Regions from separate parts of the Homo sapiens genome. Here region 2 is linked to region 1. The links are chromatin loops, found by intact Hi-C in ENCODE. Cell type or tissue: GM12878. All regions are shown on one strand. Each heading gives the region's core, and the rest is flanking DNA. Links, peaks and the distances in the headings are about the cores only. Region 1 overlaps LINC02641 (long intergenic non-protein coding RNA 2641). Region 2 overlaps LINC02641 (long intergenic non-protein coding RNA 2641).

Region 1 (11,514 bases), core at 2,845-7,844:
CAATAGAAATGAAAGTCTAATTAATAGACACTGTTTTGCCCCATGCTGAATGCACTAAAATCTAACTTGGTTCTTTAAGAAGTGGAGGAGCAGAAGTGGCTTGTGTGAGGACCTTAAATTTTTCTTTAGTAGAAACCTTTATGCCTAACAGGAAATCATTTGAAGTGAAAATCACATAAGCAGAATTATCAGGTCTAAGAGCATGTGACTTGACCCTGTCTTTGGCAAGGGCTGTCTTGGGAATAAAGATGCCTACACTTGAGGTGCTATGCACAAACACAAACACACACATGCACACATTCACACAAATACACACACACACACACACACACACACACACACACACACACACACGCCACGTTAATACTGGGCCTGCCTATTCCCCCCAGTCATGATAGTTCCTGTTGCTTCTCACCCTATTCTATCCCCCTAAAAATACCCCGACACAGTGAAAGACACAGGCCAGAAGTTGAACACACGCTACAGAACCCTGAAAGGGAGATGGGGGCCTTAGAGAAGGCAGAGGACATTTGCAGAATCCTGAGCATGCTGGGAAAGGATGGTCGCACAGCTATTCCCCAAGATTATTCGGTGTGGCTTTTCGGGTACTGGCCCAGCCAAGAGGTTCAACTGAAAGAGAAAGAGAATTTCCAGTTTTGGGTTGTGTGTTTTTTTTGTTTTGTTTTTGTTTTTGTTTTTTTGCCAGGACACTTTCCCCTTGTCCTTGCTTTGCCCTTTCCTGTTGTGGAGGGGGCCACTCTCTGGCTTCAAGATGTGCCTCCTCTCTGTGGACCTGCACTGCACCTTGGATGGGACACCCAAAGCTGCTTGTCCCCAGGCAATTTTGCCTTCAGATGTCCTCAGCCATGACAGCCTGGTGCCCAAGCCCACTCAGGTGCCACCCTGCCATCTCACCAGCTTATCCTGGGGCACTCCCTACAGGGAAAACACACAGACAAAGGGCACCTTAGCTCCCTGGCCCTGGACTGCAGGGGCTGTCATTGGAGCCCTGCACATACGTGAGCCATGGATGCATCTTCACAAAACCACAGTCAGAAGGAGAAGGGGACTAGCCCAAGGTCACTCCATTGAGTTGAAGTAAAACCAGGCCAGGACTCCAGGTCTCCTGTCTGCCAGGCCTCCCAGAAACCAAACAGAACCCAGCTGCCAGGAGGAAATTGTCCTCTCCCTTCCTACTTTCATATTTTTCACTAATGATGGACGTCATCAACACAAACTTTCAAAACAATACAAAGGGCACAGTTATTGTTTCTTATGGAAGGGGTGAGAAGGAAAGAGAAACTTTATACATAATAATTTTTGCTATCAAATGAGAGATGCCGGTGACAAGCAGAGGCCAGAGTGTGGCACATTTAATTTAAGCCGTGGCAGCGAGGGGCAGCCTCCATTACAGCCATAATAAATTACATACAAGTGCCACCGAACAATAACAAAAACTGTGGGCCATCTATTTCAGTTCCATTTACAAGAAATCAATATCAATACTTAATGCAATACTGGTGAAAAATGAGCAGAGATACAGAAAGCATAATAAACCAGGAATGGAAGCCTCTCAGCATTTCACTTTGGAAGAAAAAACTAACTGTCTATATTTTCATGTTAAGGGATATTTCATTGAAACCATGCGCTGGAGGTATGAGGGTTTTCCAGATCTAACTTTAAAATATCCTCTTTATTTAATTAAGAAAGTTATTTAAACAGTCTATTTCTAGCTGGATAAAACTCATATGTATGGAAAGAGGCATTTCATCTTTCCCAATGCATTGGGCATCTTTCACCAAATTTTCTTTCTTGTAATAGCCTCAGTTGGATTATGCACATCCTGTGCCATCTTTATGCTGTCATTAACAGCCTAGCTTTGTGTTTGGGGGAAGTACCTGGTGTCGAAAAGTACCTGGTGTCGAACCAGATAAATGCAGGCAGCCAGCTCAGGTGTCTGACAGGGAAGCCACATAACAGTCCCGTGTTCCACCTGCATATGTGGACAACACATCCAGAAGCCCAACCCAAACGCAGGCGGACCTGGTCACTGCTCCTTCACCTGGACGCCTGCCAGGCAGACACCTGCCATCTCACTGTGGACTGTCCACAGCCATTCAGTTTGACCATCAGAGCCTGATTGTCTCAGCCATGGCCCTGGTTTTCCCCATCAGGATGCCCAGTAGGAGGTCTGTGTGGTCCCAGAGGTGGACAGGAGCCAGAACATCCAGGCCAACCCAGGCAGGACAGCAGTTCTCAGCCACCAGCAATAGCGGGACACCCAGCCTCCACTGAGTGGCCTGAGCATATCAAGTCATTTTACTTCCCTGAATGCCACTCTAATGGTGCAGCACCAGCTGTCCCTTCCTGGGGGCTCAGCATATCCTGGAAGGGTCTCTTGGGCAGATTCTAAAACTTTTAGGTTATTTTCATTATTAAAATTGTGTCTAGTTTAAAATTCCAATCTCATGCCCAACTCAAAGCTTTCTCCTCACCCTTCTCTGGCCAGGCTGAGGCTCCAGGGACTGCAGGGAGAAGGGGGTTCCTTCTTCCCTTGGAGTGGGGTATATTAGTTCATCTTCATTCTGCTGATAAAGACATACCCAAGACTGGGAAGAAAAAGCGGTTTACTGGACTCACAGTTCCATGTGGCTGAGGAGGCCTCACAATCATGGTGGAAGGCAAGGAGGAGCAAGTCACATCTTACATGGATGGCAGCAGGCAGAGAGAGAGCTTGTGCAGGGAAACTCCCCGCTATAAAACCATCAGATCTCCTGAGACTTATTCCCTATCAAGAGAATAGCACGGGAAAGACCTGCCCCCATGATTCAACCAACTCCCACTGGGTCCCTCCCGCAACATGTGGGAATTCAAGATGAGATTTGGGTGGGGACACAGCCAAACCATATCATGGGGCATCCCCCACCTCCAAGAACCTCCTCAGTGCCCAGAGGAGGGGGAGGAGACTATGAAGACCAGATGTCAGGCGGCACACCTGAGTGCATGACTGTGGGAGTAACAGAGACAGGGAGGAGGCATAGGCTTGAAGGGGGCTGGAGAAAGCAGCCATGGGTGTTTGGGACAATGTGACTCTGAAGAGCCTGGGAGACATCCAGGTGGAGACAGTAGCATCTTTGGGGGCTGGGGATGCCAACCTGAGTCTCCAGCATGGCACACAAGTGGAAGTTGCCATTGGCACGGATGGGTGCAGCAGCTGGGCCTCACTAGGACTCAGCCCTCTCCACGTGGGGAGCTGTCCTGGCGCTCACACCTGAGCCTGCAGTCCAGCCTGCAGCACCACGCTGTGTCTTGTATCTTTCATTCTCTGTGTCATGCATGTGTCACAGGTTCACCAAGTTTGAAGAGGGGAGTTACGTGAACTAGAATGTGGATCTCCTCACTCCCAGCCAGTGATTTCTTTTTTTCACAATGAGCCCCAGCATTGCTTTGTTTGTTTGTTTTGTGTAATTTGGTCTTCTGCATTACTTGCAACACAAAGTACTCTTTTCCTCAAGTAATTAAAAAACACTTGGATTAATATAATGATCTAAGGGGACCCTGCAGAACAACATCATTCCAATTCCTCCTCATTTTTTGGGGGTGGGGAGGTTAGATAATTGTGCATTCATTCATTCAATCATTCATTCATCCAACCTCGTTCCCCAGATGAGGCAGGGAAAGTATGAGAGGATGTGATTCATTCTGTCCAGGAAACAGCACAGCCAAGCAGCCACTCAGCTGAGACTTGAAGGATGAGGGGGAGCTCATTAATCAGGTGATGGCAGAGAGCACCCCACACAGGGACAAGGGAACAGAGACTGCGGGTAGCCAATCTATGGCATGTTGGAGAATTTGTATGGCTAGAGGGCCTTGGTGCATTTGGTAAAATTGACATGATCATATTGCCAACTGCCCTTCCCCCAACAAACTCTTGTTTATCCTTTAAGTCCCAATTCAGGCATCACCTTTTCCAGGAAGCCTTCCTGCCTGTCAGAGTTGGATGCTCCTTTCTCTGTCTGCATAGCCCACACGTTCTGGCACGGGTGGGGAGATGAACTGACCTCTGCTGCTTGAACTATGAGCTTCCACAGGGTGCAGGTTGGGTGGTGTTCTTTCTAGAATCCTTAGCCCTTGGCACAGGACTGAAACAGGCCAAACAAAGCCATCACAGACCCTGAGGGCTTGTCAGGAGGATTACAGGAAGCCAACTTTTTGTAAAGGGTTGCACGGCCACAGTAAATGCACAGTAAATGTCTGCTATGTTCTTACCAAATATTTGTCAAATAAACAAATACATTATGTAATATTTTACCTTTCTTCTTATTAAGAGATATTTCAGAGCCACACTGGATGAGAAGAGGGGGTGGAGGTGGGCATCATTCTCTGCTCCCCTCATCTCTAAACCCATGGAAAGGCCTGGGGTAGTAATTGCAGAGGGGGAAATAATTTTTAAATGTCTCTCTTTTTGTGCTTTTATTGTCAAATGATAGCATTGTTCACAGTTTTTGAAATACTGAAAGCAAGTCTGCACAACTCTTTCTGCAGAAACAATGGGAGCGTGTGTGTGAGTGTGTATAAGCGTGTGTGATCTCTGTTCCTCTGCCATAATGTGTGTGTGTGTGTATGAGTGTGTGTGATTTTTGTTCCTCTACAATAATGGGTGTCTGTATGTGTGAGTGTGTATGAGTGTGTGTGATCTCTGTTCCTCGCAATAATGAGGGTTTGTATGTATGAGTGTGTGTGATCGCTTTTCCTCTACAATAATGGGTGTGTGTGTGTGAGTGTGATCTCTGTCTGTTCCTCTACAATAATGGGGGTGTGTATGTAAGTGTGTCTGAGTGTGTGTGATCTCTGTTCCTCTGCAATAATGGCGGTGTATGTGTGAGTGTATGTGTGTGATTTCTGTTCCTCTGCAATAATGGGGGTGTGTGTGTGAGGGTGTGTGATCTCTGTTCCTCTATAATAATGGGGGTGTGTGTGAGTGTATATGAGTGTGTGTGATCTCTGCTCTTCTACAATAACGTGTGTGTGAGAGAGAGAGATCTCTGTTCCTCTACAATAATGGGGGTGTGTATGTGAGTGTGTATGAGTGTGTGTGATCGCTGTTCCTCTACAATAACTGGGGTGTGTGTGAGTGTGTATGAGTGTGTGTGACTCTGTTCCTCTACAGTAATGGGTGTGTGTCAGTGTGTATGAGTGTGTGTGATCTCTGTCTGTTCCTCTACAATTAAGTGACCAGAAGCAGGTGGCTTCAAAGGTGAATTAATTCTCTGCTGGAAAAATTGGGCTAGAAAAATCTAGTCATTAGGAAACCAGAAAAGCAAGAAATGTAACTTCTGCTCAATGAAAGTGAACTGAATTTCTATTGAGGCCCCCTTTCTCTAAAACTCATTTTCAACTAACTCAGTGCTGTCAGCCAGCCCTGGGGCTGTACTTGGGGCTTACGTGTGGCTAAGATGTCAGGCAGCGGGGTCTGGTCCTTGTTGTCATCTCACTGCATGGCCACAAACATGTTCTCATTCCCTGCTGGTCTCAGTTCCTGAGCCAGTCCTGATGATCCATGGAGACTCCTACCTCGCTCCTGCCTCCCAGCTTAACCAAATGGTCTCTCTCCCTCTCCACCCCACCACCACTCCTACTGTCTCCAACCCCTCTTCGACACCCAGGAGCCATCTGGCTGCTTCTGTACCTCTCTGGGGACTCTCAACTTCCCTGCACTGAGACACCCACACCTGGCTCTTTCTGCCCTATAGCTCTTGCACCGTAATGAGTCAAGGGCAGTACTGAGATTTCACAAGTTCCCAGGCCTTCCCCAGGGGAATTGGAGGTGCGTGTCTCCTCTGCTCTCAGTCCCCAGATCCAGAGAGGGGTCTGCTTCTCCTTCCCTTCCCACAAGCACCAAGGCTCTCTCTTCTTCTCTCACTTCTTCTTTCAATCCCCTCCAAAAGTTATCTAGCCACAGGGCAATAAGAACTGGCTTTGACTGATTTGCATTCTTTCAAATATTTTCCTGTGCTAAGACCTAAGCTGCTGGAAGTCAAAAGCAGATTATTTGTATTTTTGCTCTTCTGCTGCCTATACTAGAAGATGGAAGAAGGAGAGGAGGAAATGCCAGAGAAAGAAGCATGGATAACATCGCAGAATACCACACCCTACCCAGGTGGGAAGACAAGTCCAGGCTCCTCAGGTTTAAGTGGATATCCAGTCCCGTGGTGCTGCCAGACAACTGTCTTGGGTACATCTGGCCACCACGTGCTGGCTAAGATATGGGGGGACCCCTGGGGAGCACTCATACCTGGCTTGCATCTCAGCTGTTCCTTCCTCCCTGCGTGACAGATCAAGCACCTCCCCCCGAACCTTGGCTCCTTACGAGGACTGCTGGGGCCACAGCGATAGCATGAGAAGCAATCAGGGCTTGGGACCCAAAAAGAACCACGGAGACTCCCCAATGGTCCCACATTTATTCTCTTCCACGTGGTCTGGATAGAAAACTAGAGAGAGTGTGGACAGCACTTGCCTCCGCTGAAAAAGTAACTCTCACCCTCTTCCCCCAACTCAGACTGTTCCAGAACAACCAGAGGCGTAGAGCCACACACTCCTCTCAGCCAGCCTGTGAGTGAGGCTGAGTTGCACTAAAGAGATTGTGCAGGCGCCGCCAGCTTCCCAAAGGCAGACTCTTCCCACAGCTGCAAACACTCCTCTAAGAACTCACCCACCCTCGCAGCTTGACCAACGTTCTCTGCAACTTCCTAGAAGATGAAAACATACCCTCCAGCCCTAGCTGTTCTCAGGTTTACTTTCTGACACCCCCTTCCCAGAGAGCTCCCATTCTCCCAGGGGCCTCCCTTTCCAGGGGTCAGCACTTAACCGTTGTCTCCTCCCAACAAAGCCTAAGAGAGGGCTCCCTGACCCGCTGGCCCAAAGGCCTGGGTCCCGGGCCGCTCAGTCCTTCCATTTTGTCTTCCACAGCTGAGCCCACTGTTCCCTAGTGGATCCGCCTTCCAATGCCACCACCTTCCCTTCTACGAAGTCCCAGCCAGGGGATGAACTACAGAGGCAGCCCCTTCCCCATCACCATTACTGTCACTGACTGGCTGTGGGCCTTCATGCTCTTCCGGGTTCTGGTTGGACGGTAGCCAGGGAAAATGCAGGGGGTGGGGTGCCGTGACAGGGAAGTCACCTGCAGCCCAGATCTGCTGCGTCCCAGGGTGTGCACTAGAAAGTGAATTGTTTCTTGTTCTTTTTTTTCTTTGTTATATGCTCTAGGGAATAAAAGGAATTTTCTTCCTTACACCCACCTCACCCCCAGCGGGACCAGACTCTTCCTGTCTGAGATTTCCTCACTCCCTGTGGGGTTCAGGGGGTACAGACACAGGTTTTGGGGGTTTTAATCTCTGGAAAGAAGAGAACTTGTCAGGACCTCCAAGAGACCTCCCTAAACAGAACCTGTTTTTGAATAACCTGAGGGTATTTCTCTAGGTCATCCCTGAGGGCAGGGGAGGGTCAGGCTCTCGGTTTCAAAGATAGGCTGGGGATGGGGGGCCTACCTGGACTGGAACAGGATGCACTTTTGAGGGTCCTGTGAGTGGTGGGCACTGGGACCTCACCTACCTGGGAGGACCCCTGTGGAGACAGTGCCAGGAGCCCCTTGTGGCCTTGCTCGGGATCACAACCTCTGAGAAACCTTCCAGTGGGCTGGGAGAACCTGGGCCAGGAGTTACCGGTGGTGAGTGAATGGCCCTGGCCTGATCTGCCTGAGGCCTCACCTCCCAAGGCCTCACCTGCCCATTCTTGAGTTGCTTACCCCCTGAATCTCAACAAAGTCCCCGGGAAGAGAAGAGTGGCCCTGGGTGACCGCTGGGGGATTCTTGCCAAGTGGTCAAGTTGAAACCAGGTGGGATTTCATGTGGAAACATAAAGAAAGAAAACGTTTCTTTGCATCTCAAGTCTAAGGGTGGATTCATGTTTGGCAAATGTTATCCCACCTCTCCTATGATTCCCATTTTACAGATGAGGAAATTAAGGCTCAAGGAAAGTGAGTAACCCCCAAGTTCACTGAGTACAGTCAAACGCAGCTTTGTCTGACTACAAAGAACATGCTTTTTCAGCCTCCCCACATAGTTAGCAGATATCAGTTAGCACAAAGCTATTTAGTGGCAGGGTCCAGGCCAACATCTGGGACCATGCTGGTTTCAGAAATGGGGCGATTCTCTCTGGAGTCATCCTCTTGGGAACAGACTGGCCCCAGAAGTTCTTCTAGACCTGCAACTGGATGCCCTCAGCTCTCTAAGTCACTGTCCCCCACCTGTGGAGTCGGTACAGTGAGACAGGATTTATCCTTCTCATGAAAATGTTGAGAATGACATGAGAAAATGTGCACAGAAGCACTTTAGAAATTAAAAGTGATTGTGTTAGGCTAATAATGCCCCCACCGAAATATATCTACATCCTCATTCTTGAAACTTGAGACTGTTACCTTATATGGCATTAAAAAGGATGAACCCTTACAGATATGATGTGACTAAATTAAGGATCTTGAGACAGACATTATCTTGGATTATTTGGATGGTCCTTAAACTCAAGCACATGCATCCTCATCTGAGGGGTCAGAGGAAGATTTTATACACAGACACAGAGGAGAAGGAGGTGTGACCACAGAGGCAGAGCCTGGGGTGACATGGCCACAAGCCAAGGACTACCAGCAGCCACCCCAGCTGGAGGAGGTAAGGAATGACTTCTTGCTTGGAACCTCCAGAGAAAGCACAGCTCTGCAGGTACCTTGATTCCAGCCCAGTGATATATGTATTAGTCCATTTTCGCACTGCTAATAAAGGCATACCTGAGACTGGGTAATTTATTCAGGAAAGAGGTTTAGTGGACTTACAGTTACACTTGGCTGGGGAGGCCTCACAATCATGGCGCAAGGCAAGAAGGAGCAAGTCACATCTTACATGGATGGCAGCAGGCAAAGAGAGCTTGTGCAGAGAGGAGACCCCTGTTTTAAAAACCATGAGATCTCATCAGACTCACTCACTATCATGAGAACAGCAGGGGAACGACCTGCCCCCATGATTCAACCATCTCCTACCGAGTCCCTTCCACAACATGTGGGAATTATGGGAGCTACAGGATGAGATGTAGGAGGGGACACAGAGCCAAACCAAATCTTTCCGCCCCTGCCCACCCCCTAATCTCATGTCTTCACATTTCAAAACCAATTATGCCTTCCCAGTAGTCTCCTAAAGTTTTAATTCATCTCAGCATTAACTCAAAAGTCCACAATCCAAAGTCTCATCTGAGACAAGGCAAGTCTCTTCTGCCTATCAGCCTGTAAAATCAAAAGCAAGTTAGTTACTTCCTAGATACAATGGGAGTACAGTCATGGGTAAATACAGCTGTTCCAAATGGGAGAAATTGGCCAAAACAAAGGAGTTACAGGCCCCAAGCAAGTCCAAAATCCAGTGGGGCAGTCAAATCTTAAAGCTCCATAATGATCTCCTTTGACAACATGTCTCACATACAGGTCACACTGATGCAAGAGGTGAGTTCCCATGGTCTTGGGCAGCTCCACCCCTGTGGCTTTGCAGGGTATAGGACCCTCCTCACTGCTTTTATGGCATTGAGTGTCTGTGGCTTTTCCAGGCACATGGTGCAAACTGTCAGTGGATCTACCATTCTGAGGTCTGGAGGATGGCGATGACCCTCTTCTCATAGCTCCACTAGGTGGTGCCCCAGTGGGGACTCTGTGTGGGGCCTCCAACCCCACATTTCCCTTCCACATTGCCCTAGCCGAGGTTCTCCATGAGGGCCCTGCCCCTGCAGCAAACTTTTGCCTGGGCATCCATGCATTTCCATACTTCCTCTGAAATCTAGGCGAAGGTTCCCAAACTTCAGTTCTTGACTCCTGTGAACCCACAGGCTCAACATCATGTGGAAGCTGCCAAGGCTTGGTGCTTTCACCCTCTGAACCAACAGCCTAAGCTATACCTTGGCCCCTTTTAGTCATGGCTGGAGTGGCTGGGATACAGGGCAGCAAGTCCCTAGACTGCACACAGCAGAGGGACCCTGGGCCAGGCCCCTGAAACCATTTTTTCCTACTAAACCTCTGGGCCTGTGATGGGAGGGGCTGCCACAAAGGTCTCTGACATGCCCTGGAGACGTTTTCCCCATTCTCTTGGGGATTAACATTCCACTTTTTGTTACTTATGCAAATTTCTGCAGCAAGTTTGAATTTCTCCTCAGAAAATGGGATTTTCTTTTCTATCACGTTGTCAGACTGCAAATTTTCCAAATTTTTATGCTCTGCTTCCCTTATAAAACTGAATGCCTTTAACAATGCCCAAGTCACTTCTTGAATGCTTTGCTGCTTAGAAATCTCTTCTGCCAGATACCCTAAATTATCTCTCTAAAGTTCAAAGTTCCACAAATCTCTAGGGCAGGGGCAAAATGCTGCCAGTCTCTTTGCTAAAACATAACAAGAGTCACCTTTGCTCCAATTCCCAACAAGTTCCTCATCTCCATCTGAGACCACCTTAGCCTGGGTTTCATTGTCCATATTGCTATCAGCATTTTGGTCAAAGCCATTCAACAAGTCTCTAGGGAGTTCCAAACTTTCCCACATTTTCCTGTCTTCTTCTGAGCCCTCCAAACTGTTCCAACCTCTGCCTGTTACCCAGTGCCAAAGTCACTTCCACATTTTCAGGTATCTTTTCAGCAGCACCCCACTCTACTGGTACCAATTCACTGTATTAGTCCATTTTCACACTGCTGATAAAGACATATCTGAGACTGGGTCATTTATACAGGAAAGCAGTTTAATGGACTTACAATTCCATGTGGCTGGGGAGGCCTCACAATCATGGCGCAAGGCAAGGAGGAGCAAGTCATGTTTTACATGAATGGCAGTAGGCAAAGAGAGCTTGTGCAGGGAGACTCCCATTTAAAACCATCAGATTTCATGAGACAGACTCACCATTATGAGAACAACATGGGAAAGACCCACCCCATTGATTCAACCATCTCCCACCGAGTCCCTCCCACAGCATGCGGGGATTATGGGAGCTACAAGATGAGATTTGGGTGGGGACACAGAGCCAAACCATATCAATATTGATCTCAGATATCTGGCCCCCAGAACTGTGAGAAAATAAATTTCTGTTGTTTAAAGCCACCAAGTTTGTGATCGTCTGTTAAAGCAGCCCTAGAAAATGAACAGAAAAAGGGAATAACGCTTTTGGCAAAACAGATGTTCTGAGATGATCACAGAGAAAATTCTAACCAATCACACCTGTGCTGCACAATGACTAATTTGGGAAACTGGAAGTTCCCTGTCACAAAAGCTCAAGTCTCTGGACAATTCCCCAAACTTTCATTTCTTTTCCCTCAATATCCTCATGAAGACAGGGCTTGTGTTAACTCTCATATGCTGATTGCACAAGTACAAAATAGCACAATGCCTTTAGAGGGAAATTTGGCAACAAATTCCCTTGGCCCAGCCATTGCACTGCTAGAATT
Region 2 (11,514 bases), core at 3,139-8,138, 110 kb before region 1:
TTGAATCTTGTTCTGCTGGCTTCTCAGATTTCCTTGTGGACAATGACTTTCTGAGAATAAAACCCTGCACCAGGAATCACAAGGGAGTTTGAGACTGTGTGGAACACCAGCCTTAATTACCAGCTCATCACTGTCATGGTGAGTTAATAAATGTGTCACATCCAGCATCACTGTTGCTGCCTCCCACCTTAAGCAACAGCTGAGCCCAGCTGGAGAAGGAAGCCCGGACCCCAAGTTTCATGTCTTCTAGACTCTACCAGAATGTATCTGTGTTTCTCTCATCAAAGAACAGGGAACTCCCTAAAGACATGAGGATAATGGAGGCACCCAAAGCATGGTTTACATGCAGTTAAAGAAACGTCCCAGGATGAGGCAGGGAGGACTTTGTAAGCCAGACAGACCTGGGCTCGGTAACTTTTGAGGAGTTAGGTAAATAAACTGCTTATCCTCTCTAAACCTGAATTTCTTCATCTGTGCCAGACATATGGCAGAGACCCAGGAAGGGGAATGTGACAGAGAAGATATCCCAGAAAATGGGCCCACATGCTCTTCCAGATGATCACCACTTCCCATTGTGACATGGAGTCCATTTTGACTCCCTTGAACCTGGGCAGGACTCTGTGACTACTTCAATGAATAGAATGTGCCAGAAGAATCCTATGTGACTTCTGAGGCTAGATTGGTGTCTTAGTCCATTTTCTGTTGCTATAACAGAATGCCAGAAAATTAGTAAATTTATCAAGAAAATGTGTTTATTTCTCATGGTTCTGGAGGCTGGGAAGTCCACGATCAAAGGGCAGGCATCCTGTGAGGACCTTCTTGCTGTGTCATGGTGGAAGGCATTACATAGTAAGAGATCAAGAGTATGCACATCAGCTCAGGTCTGTCTTCCTCCTTCTATAAAGCCATGAGTCCCGTGCTAAATCAAACTAAAATTGGCACAAAGAGGCCTCTGTATGAGTTTCTAACTGCAACCTAATTCAGTATGTAAACAAACAAAAAACCTGACTTAAGAACAAATAGCTGAGTCTCAGCCAACAACATGCAGCCAACAGTTCAAACCATGTTTACATAAGACAGATGGGTGCTGTAACCAATTGGTTGTCTCTGTACCTCACTTCCATTTTCTGTATATCACTTCCTTTACTCTGGGCTATAAATACAATCTGAATATGTGGTGGGGCAAAGCATTATGAACTATTTTTGATCAGAACTACTGCCCAATTCTAGAATCACAAAAGCCAACTGAGAGCTACAAAACTAGGTGTGTTGTAATTTAGCCTCTCAACATCCATCATGGGGGCCCCACCTTGATGACCACACCTAATCCTAATTAATTCTCAGAGTCCTCACCTCCAATCAACATTTGAATTTGGGAATTAAATTTCTAATACATGAAATTTGGGGACACATTCAAGCCACAGTAGCCATAAAAGGTAACAAGGCTTTTTGGCTCTTCTGGGACATGCACCTTGGGATCCCCGAGTTGACATTAGGAAATCGGTAACCCAGAAGCCACCATTCTGAAGAGACGGTGTGGAGAAGGTTAGCAGAGATGGAAATCCAGGGGAGGGCTGGGCATGGTGGCTCACGCCTGTAATCCCAGCACTTTGGAAGGCTGAGGCAAGTGGATCACTTTAAGTCAGGAGTTCAAGACCAGCCTGGCCAACATGGCAAAACCCCAACTCTACTAAAAACACAAAAAATAGCTGGGTGTTGTAGTGTATGACTGTAATCCCAGCTACTCAGGAGGCTGAGGCAGGAGAATCACTTGAACTCAGGAGGTGGAGTTAGTAGTGAGCCTGGAGATTGCACCACTGCCACAGAGTGAGACTCCATTTCAAAAAAAAGCGAGAGAGACATCCAGGGGATCCTAGCTGCCCCCCTGCCTGCCTTTGGAGCCTTCCTGGCCTGGGTGCCAGACAGTGAGTGAGTGAGTCTTCAGAGGATTCCAGCCCCCAGTCTTTGAGCCTTGCCAGCTTTTGCCAAGTAGAGCAGATTACAGATTCAAGAGAAAAGTTAGTGCTGTTGTCATTTGATGTTTGTCAATGGTTTGTGATGCAGCCTTAGCTGGCGGGAGGAAGACTATCTGGGTTGTCATTGTTCTGCATGGGAAGATGCAGGAAGGAAATCAGGATTGAGATTGGAGGAGGAGAGAAAGCCCAACCAGCGGTATATGGAGAAGACCCGAGAGAGCCAGAGAAGACACTTGGCTTATCTCTCCCAGCTCTAGTGGATATGGATCATTCTTAGAATGACCTGGGGCTAGTTATCTGGGCGACAAGACACAAAAAGTACTGAGAAAGCTACCTGGAGGGTCAGAAGAAGATTCTGAGGCCCTTCTTTTTTTTTTTTTTTTTGAGACTGAGGTTCGCTCTTGTTGCCCAGGCTGAAGTGCAATGGTGCGATCTCGGCTCACCGCAACCTCCAGAGGCCCTTCTTATGATTGCTCAAAGAAAAAGGAGAGAGTAAGCCAAGTGTAAGACACTCGTCTGCCCTGCCCTGGATCCCCCTAGCAGCCATAGAGACAAAAGCCAACCGACAAGGGAAAATCTACCTGCAGTCATAGAAGATGGTTCCATTTCAAACCCTCAGCCAGAGATTGGCAGACTATCCCTGCGCTGGGCCAAATCCAGCTTTCTGCCTGTGTTTGTAAAAAGTTTTCTTGGAATAATCATGCTCACATGTATATGTATTGGCTATGACTGCTTTTACACTACATGGCAGAGTTAAGTAGTTATGACAGAGACTGGCCCACAAAAACTAAAATATTTGCTTTCTGACTCTTACAGAAAGAGTTTTCCAACCTCTGCTTTAAGCTATCAGAAGTGAAATTCTGAGACACAAAGAATCCTGCCCTGGCACGGTCTCTGCTGAGAAAGGCCCACTGGGGTGTGTTCATGCTGTTCCATGCATTCTCTCCATCATTAAATCCTCAGAAACACCTAAGACACAGCAGGCTCCCAGGGCCACCTTGGAAACAGAAAGGTGAATCTGCACAGTCCTTATCCTGTAAGAGATCACAATGCTATGCAAGAGATGGCAGCACCATCACGGAATTCAAGTCCAGGACAGTAAGAACCAAAATGGAGGCACAGCCTATAGGAGTCTGGTAGCTTAAAGAAAGGCAACCAATCCCATGTAGGAGTGGGACGCCACGGAAGGCTCCTGGAGGAATGATGGTGGTCCTAGGTTCTACAGGAGGAGCAGGATATGGTGAGCATACAGGGGCAAGGTGAGGCTATTGGGGCAGAGGGAGCAATAGGTACAAAGGAAGAACTGAGTTGGGGGAGCATCCAGAAACAGGCACTTCAGCTCACCGTGCTGGGAGAGCCTGGTGCCAGACAGGCAGGGGCAGGAGAAAGGGCCAGAGATGTAGGATGGGTCAGGTAATGGAGAGCAGCCAGGATCTGTGGACAAAGTAGACACACAGATGCCAAGTACAGCTTTGTCGCCACAAAGGACCTGAAACGTACAACTTTCTTAGACTGGGGAGAGAGCAAGATCCCATGGGCTATGCCTACCTGCACCACAACAGGGATTTCTATGCTGACTGTTTTCCTGTGTTTATTGTAGTCCACCACCCTGGGACTCTGGCCCTTCTAGGGGTCAGAGTGCAGGAGTAGCCACAAGGAACTGTCCATAAGCGGTCAGGGCCAGAGGTCCCCCACCATGTTGGGGGACACCCTTGAACTGATGTGTTCAGTATCATTTTTACCTTAGCAAGTTTCATCTCAGGTCAACTTTCAGGTGGGGAGAAACAAGTTGCCAGGTAGAGCACATGGATGGGGAGGGGGGCACAGCGACATGCCATGTGCCATCTTCAGGTGAGCTGCAGGTGACTGGTGCCCTGGAAACCTCTCTTTGAGAATGCATCAAGACACAAATCCCAAGGAACAAGTGGGCCTTTGTTGATGAGTCTGGCATCTGGGAGTGAGCAGGGAGCAGGCATTTCAGCTTTGGCAGGATCATGGTGGATTTAAACTTGAGGGCAGCTGGGAACAGTCAAACCCCTTTGTTTCTGTATAACACACACTTTTAAAGTTGTGTGGTCCTCCCACTTTGTCTTAATTAGAAGCAGATACCTTCACTGCTGTTTTCATAATATTGTTGCTACATGCAGAAGCGTTTCATGAACACAATACTGATTATAAACTCTGTTCCCCCCACAACCTTGCTTACGCAATTATTACTGTTATTTTCATTATCATCATTATCATTATTATTTTTCCCTAAAGAACTAAGGAGAGTCACTGCTATAAAGAGGGAAAATTCTGGCCGGGCACAGTCACTCATGCCTATAATCCCAGCACTTTGAGAGTCCAAGGCAGGTGGATCACCTGAGGTCAGGAGTTCGAGAGCAGCCTGGCCAACATGGTGAAACCCTGTCTCTACTAAAAATACAAAAATCAGCCAAGCATGGTGGCGGGCTCCTATAATCCCAGCTACTCAGAAGGCTGAGGCAGAGAGAATTGCTTGAACCCAAGAGGCAGAGGTTGCAGTGAGCTGAGATTGCACCACTGCACTCCAGGCTGGGCAACAGAACAAGACTCCGTTTTTTTTGTTTTTTTTGTTTTTTTTGTTTTTTAAGAAAAGGAAAAGTCTGGAGTTTGAGACCATCCTGGCCAACATGGTGAAACCCCGTCTCTACTAAAAATAAAAAAAATGAGCTGGGCATGGTGGCAGGTGCCTGTAAGTCTCAGCTACTTGGGAGGCTGAGGCAGGAGAATTGCTTGAACCCTGGAGGCGGAGGTTGCAGTGAGCCCAGATCACGCCACTGCACTCCAGCCTGGCAACAGAGCGAGACTCCACCTCAAAAAAATTTTTGTTTTTTCCCCTCAGGCCTCAGGCCCGCCTTGGCCTCCCAAAGTGCTGGGATTACAGGCATGAGTCACTGTGCCCAGCCAGAATTTTTCTTCTTTATAGCAGTGACTCTGTAGCGTTGGTGGGGAAACGCAGCTGCTATGGCATCAACTTGGGCTGTACTCCATCTGTGGTGCTGGCACCCCTCTGCCAAGAAAGCCTTGTTTCCCTGAATCAGGAAGGCGGGGATACCTGGGAAATAAACATTCAGCTTGGCTGCAGGTCCTAGCTCTGCCCCAATGTCCTGGATGATACCAGAGAGCAAGTCTCCGACATCTGCAGGCCTCCGTTTCTTCATCTGCACAAAGGGAAGCTAGACAACCCTTATGTCTTTCTTACAATAAGCATTTTGAGCTTCTTTGCAAAATAAAGCAAATTAAATTAGAAATAAAAGCCTGTCAAAAACCTAAAACCCTAATCCTCAGAGTTAAAAGATATAAAACTCTTAAAGGCCTATAATGCCCCTGCTGCTTTAGTCTCTGAAACCAGTGTGCAATTGGGTCAAGGATCTATAGATGGCAGCCTCTTGCTAACTAAGATCTGAGGGGAAAAAAATGTTTCCATTGATCTACACATTCTCAGCAAATGGAATAGGGCAAGAAAGGCAACTGAAACTAGGCAATTTATTATTTATCTTCAGAAGTCAAATAAATCTCCCATAGACCAACGTGGCCATTGGGAATGTTTAATCTTGAAAATAAAAAGTGAGTGTGTTTCTAAAGTAATTATCTACAAATCATATTTTCACTAGGAGAAAAATATTCCATAAGCAAACATGTAACTTGTGAAATATTATCATCTGAGCATTTAATCTCGTGGCATAAATTCTACAAAAGCAGGTGAGTCCTCTTTGAGATTCTCCTCAAACGATTCCTCTGCTCCACTTCAGTGGCCCCTTCGATGCTGCTCAGGTGTGAAACCCTGATCCAACGGAATAAGAGATGTGATTTGAACATCGATCTTAAAAGAATCCATTTTGAATCTTTACACCCATTTTGTGAGCCTCATACAACGAGTTGACATTTGCATTCAAAAGTCTACACCATTTAAGAGAGTTAGGCTTCACTGACAATCAAAGACATTCTCATTAAAACAAAGAGATACTATGTTTACATTCTCATTTGACTGAAATTTATGAATGACAGGTATTAGGTTGAGCCATTCAAAACAGTCATTTTTATAGGCAAAAAAATGGTTGGTAAAAAATCAGCAAGTTTATATGATTCAACCACTATGACAGGGTCGTTGGCATCACTGAGAACCAGGTCAATGGGTCCTGCTTTTGTAGGGTGTGGTCTGGTGATAACGGCCAGGCCAACAGGCAATTTTGATAATGGAGGGCAGGTGCTATATTAAGGGCAAAACAGGCTCCTCCAGGACTGGAGCCAGGGAGCTGACCCAGGAAGGTGGGACATGACTTCTCAGACAAGAAGGACATGTTTCCTTTGCAGGTAAAGCAGGGGCACCTCAGGCCAGGCCAAGGAGATGGCAGATGCAAGGCCTGGAGGTGTGAGTGCACAGCAGTGTGAGGTCCTGGAAGAAACCCAGGGTGTCGGGTCAGGAAGGGGAGATGAAGCACAGTGAGAGGCGGAATAGGGAATTGCAGGAGACGGATAGGTTGAGGGCCCTCTGAGCCGTGATGGAGAGAAGCTCTCCATCTGAAGCACAATGGGAGCCACTTGGGCTGACAAATAGGAAGACTGGATTGGCCATTTAGAAAACAAGAAAATCCCTCTGGCTTTAGTATAGTGAATTAAGTAAGCCAAGCAAGAAATGGGGTGGGGAACTTTGACCAGCTGAAGTGAGAGATGCTGACAGCCTACTCCAGGGGAGTGGTAATGGACACGGAGGTGAACAGAAGGCGTGGAGATGTTTTTTGAGATGGAATCTCAGGATTTAGTAGCTGATTGGATGCCAGAGAAAAGAGAGAGGGAAGTTTGTGTCATAGGTGATGCCCACACAGATGGCGCACATGGGGTAGACAAGACTTGGGGAGGAGGTGATGAGTTTGCCTTGGGGCATGGTGGGTTTGGGGTGTTTGTGGGCCATCCAAGGGGCTTTGCAGCAGCTGCTGCAGCCACAGATCTGACACTCACTGGGGAGGCCTCTGCAGGAGCCAGCACTAACTTTGGGGCTGGATGGGGCTGTTGAGGCATAATGTGTAGAGCTTGTCCCCCGACTTTTCTGTGCATAGGAACCATGGCCCCATCTCGGCCCTACTAATCAGAATCTCAGGGGTGGTTGCTGAGACCCTGCATCTTTAACCACCTCCCTAGGAGACAGAAGGAGACAATCTGTGGGGCCAATTTTGCAGAAGCTACACAAGAGAAAGACAATAATAGCAACATGTGAAAGAACCTAGAATTCAGTGTCTAAATTTAAAAAAAAAAAACCACCACTGTTGAGGGTAGTGAAAAAGATTTTCATATGCTGATGTGAGAGCACACGTTGAACTTGTGAGTAAAAAGACCTGAAATGTTAGTGAAAATCCCAGGGAAGAAAATCCTAGAAATAGTGTTGAAAGTAGCAAAGAATTAACTTCTTCACACAAAAATGCTCTGAATGATCAGAGCACAGATTTCACATTCCAACTTGTGTTCTTATGTTTAGTGAAGCTTTTGTCATAAGGAGCATTTAAGGATGAGAACCCAAGTTAGGCAGGATAAACGTACAAAATGTGCCCAGGAAAATGGAATTTACCATTGTAAGGGAGAAACAGATTTAATACATTTGTCTTATTATTCGAAGGAAACTGTAAAGCAGCTTAATAAAACATCAGAGTTCCTTACTTGGTCAAATGTGTGAATATGCATTCATTGTCTAAGCCAGAACTAAAAGGTGCAAACCAAGATTATCAATCTCTCCCCGGCCCCGAACATTCCCATTATGCTCTGTTTATGCCTCTATTAGAGCATTCAGCTCAGCCGGTCTGGGACTGAATGATTTATGCCATGTCTGCTCTCCCACCCCACAGTGCCCTGTCCTTTAGGGCAGAGATCTTGTCTTCCTCACCTCCATGGTCATTATTGGTTAACTTGAACTTTCATCATTATATAGAGCTTCCCCATCTTGATTTGCAATTCCACAGTTTCTCTATGTCAGAGCTTGATTTGGGATTCTCCCCAAGGTTGGGCTCTCAACATGAAAGGGATCTTAAAACACCAACCATAAAACAATTTTAGGAAAAGAAAAAAGGCACAACAGAAGCAGAGGAAGGAGGAAGGAGATCCTAACACTCAGAGCAGTGTTGCATGACAAAGAGTGGGTTGAAGAGGAGAGAGATCCCTGAGCAGCCCACTTATTTGGGATTCACCAGCTCACCCGCACTCGCGCAGTGCTCTCCTGATAAGCTGCAAAATCTAAAACTCCTTATTAAATGTCAGATAAATCGGCTAGCCTGGGGCGAAGCCAATGAATGGGCAGCGTGTGCTCCAGTCCAGTTCTGGGTAATTGATGGGCTCTGAATAAGCAGAACCAATCCAGGCTGATTGCGGATGAAATGACTGCAGCCAGCAAAGTTCAAATAAGAAATATGTGAACTTTAAAGTACTTGAACACAAATCAAGACAGTGAGTTTTTATAAAAATCTTTACTAGCTCAAACCGCTGAAGCTCAGAATGACCTTTATCCTTGGGGTGAGAAGCTGGTGGGGTAGGGAATGTGAACACCATATATCAGGCTCAGAGCCATGGGAAAAGCACAGCAGGGAGGGAGAGTTTGCTGGATTCACTGCTCCCAGGCCTCTGAGTCTGTGCCCGTGTGGGCAAGGGAGGCAGTGACTTTGAGATGTTCCCTCTTCTCCATCATCATCTTGCAGGACATGGGCCAGGACTTCATGTTTTCCTTAACCTTAGGGATAATGACGTCCTTGCCTAATGGAATCAGGACTCTCAGCTGCAGGCCCACCTTCTATTCTGTGGTCAGACATGAACAGGAGCCTTTTGTGGAGCTCCCCCAGGCCCAGCGTCACAGAGGCCTTGCTGATGCTAGACACTTAAACATTTGTAGAGCACCTGGATTAGTCTGTTTTCACACTGCTGATAAAGACATACCCGAGATTGAGAAGAAAAAGATGTTTAATGGACTTAACAGTTCCACATGGCTAGGGAGGCCTCATAATCATGGCAGAAGTCAAGGAGGAGCAGGTCGCGTATTACACAGATGGCAGCAGGCAAAGAGAGCTTGTGCAGGGAATCTCCCATTTTTAAAACCATCAGATCTTGTGAGACTCATTCACTATCATGAGAACAGCGCAGGAAAGACCCACCCCCATTATTCAATCACTTTCCACCAGGTTCTTCCCACAGCACGTGGGAATTGTGAGAGTTACATTTCAAGATGAGATTTGGGTGGGGACACAGCCAAACCATATCAGCACCCTTTGTGCTAAGCCCTTGTAGTTGTTCATCTCTCTTCCACACCCAAGCCCTCCCCCATCTATTCCTAAAAGGAAGGTTCTGGAGGTCTTCAGCTGTAAAAGAATAGAACTGGGTTTTCACCTGCATCTATTGGACTCGATCCCCTACTTTCACCCCTACCAAGCTGTGTCCCTTCATGACAGACCCCAGAGGTACCATCTGCAGTCTGATTCTATTGGGGGTCTCCCTCTTTCCTTGCACAAATCTCTCAGCTAGTTGGTGAGAGCATCAGATAAAAACACCTCCTAGGATCATGATGCCATACTCTAACTTGTCTGGGAATTCTTTCCTATAGCAAATGTGTGTTTTAATTGATTTATTACTTCACTCAATCAACACAGATGCCTTGGGCCTCCTCTATGCACCAGACAATGAGTAAACACCCAGGTGATCCTTCCCACAAATAACGTGCAATCTGTAGGACAGCAGAGAAATAGCCACAGTTCATTTGTATCCAAAGCACTAAGGGGAGAGATTGTTTTTACCTGTGGAGTAGGGCAGAGGATCACCATTGAGGCTTCATGGAGGAGGTGGCCCTTGTATAATGGTTGGGATTAGGATTTGCAGATGGAATCTCATAAGAACCTTTATAATTCTAAATAATAATGACATCTATGCATTATCTCATCTCACAACTGCCTTAGTAGGTTTTATTGTTTACCCCTTTTCATAGATGAGAAAACAGAAGCACAGAGAGTTAAAAGAAATTCTCCAAAAGGACACAATGGTAGAAGCAGGAATCAACCTCAAGCCATTTGGCTCCAGTGCTCATGATTCTACCCACTGTGCAATGCTGCCCCTGTCTGACGAAAGTTGGCTCGTAGGGCAGGAACTATCTTGAACGAAGGCAGAGTGCTCTGGAAAGGATGGGGCATGTGTCAGGAAGACCTGGTAGCTCTGTTAAATGGAAGCATGTATTACACGAAGGTCATACAAAGGTTGAAATGTGCCATCCATTCATTCATTCAGCCAGTACTCATGGAGCATCTACCAGGTACCATGCACTGAAGACACGGTCACCAAGCAATGTTTCCAAAGACATGGGTTTGGGCTTGAGTACAAGTCAGGGAAGATACATTTTCAGAATTATCTAGACATTTCACACTTATCCCTTGCTTGTGGCTACCAAAAGCCACTGGATAGCAAAACCAAAAATATGTATCTCAAAGTATGGATTCAGAAACTACTTGAGGTAAAAGCAACATGAGGAGAGTGAAATATAGTATGCTCAGTTAAATTTGAATTTTGGATAAATAATAATATTTAAAGTGTGTCTCTGATGTTGCAAGGAGCATAATTTATGCTAGAAAAAGTATTCATTGTTCATCTGAATAATATTCAATTATTCATTGTTCATTGGAAATTCAGATTGGACTTGGCATCCTGTGTTTTTATTTGCTAGGTCTGGCACCCCTAAACCTGAGTGATCTTTTAACTAGGCTTCCCTGTTTCGCAAATGGGCCGAGGGAAGGGACCAGGTCAAGGTCACCCCCAGAGTAAGTCAGTGACACAGAGAGGAGAGGCCAGGTTCCAAGGAGCAGTCCAGGGCTCTTTCTGCTCCACAGGGCTGCCTTCCATGTCTCCAGTGAGAGGCTCCAGGAGCAGGGACAAACTCACAAATGACTGAATCAAACCACTTGGTCTTCCAATCCCAACGGGTCCATTAAACCTTCGTGTCAGCAGCAGTACAGGCTACAAAGCAGTTCTTAATCGTGGTGGGAAAAGTCAGAATTTTGAAAGTAAAATCCCCCAGCAGCAAGGGTTGCTTTGACCCTGGAATCAAAGGCTGCAGCCACAATAGGAAGCAGTTAAGCCCCAGGGGTCCTCCCTGCCCCACCCCCTGGCTGTAATTGTAGACAGGTGTGCAATGGCCAGGCGAGGCATGTTGGGTGAAATGCTTCAGGGAAAATAAAAAAGTAATATCGGCTGCAGCTTAGGGGAAATCAAATTTTCCCTTTAGAGCAACATCTCAGGAGACTGTGGCCAACTTCAAGGTGCCTTTATCTAAATACATTCCATTAGGAAAGGGGCAGGAAGAAGCCCTGGCCTCTCCAGGTAACTCAATCAGACTCCGTGGCATTCACAGGGATATCAGTTACCATAAGCCTTGTGGGGCAGTGAGGAGATTAGGAGGAGGATTACCTGCCACTTACTATGTGTCATCAAGGCAAGAACGGCTTCAGCTACAAGCTCTGTTTTTAATCGGGTCCTGGTGGGCTTTTCTCAAAAGGAT

What was found. A loop is a pair of places that touch in the nucleus more often than their neighbours do. Peaks named below come from ENCODE experiments on the same cell type or tissue, not always from the same donor. Only the 100,000 strongest peaks of a DNase experiment are listed, where the experiment ranks them.
Region 2: it touches region 1 in a loop (4-fold over the local background); 1 of 110 quality-filtered maps calls a loop at or near these places.

Annotation. Positions count from the first base shown.
Region 1 is chr10:123,386,663-123,398,176 of GRCh38, reverse strand. The region is part of intron 6 of LINC02641 (long intergenic non-protein coding RNA 2641); the gene reads right to left. Among named protein-coding and RNA genes, the nearest start is that of LINC02641, 44 kb to the right of the region's middle. RefSeq lists enhancers at 1-92, 5,213-5,322, 5,423-5,682, 5,833-6,212. In GM12878, for the core only: no CTCF peak of the experiment used is centred there; DNase peaks (open chromatin) are centred at 5,826 and 6,376; H3K4me3 peaks cover 2,398 bases; H3K27ac peaks cover 5,000 bases.
Region 2 is chr10:123,497,054-123,508,567 of GRCh38, reverse strand. The region is part of intron 8 of LINC02641 (long intergenic non-protein coding RNA 2641); the gene reads right to left. Among named protein-coding and RNA genes, the nearest start is that of LINC02641, 150 kb to the right of the region's middle. RefSeq lists enhancers at 10,381-11,107, 11,108-11,514. In GM12878, for the core only: a CTCF peak has its summit at 5,371; no DNase peak of the experiment used is centred there; H3K27ac peaks cover 818 bases.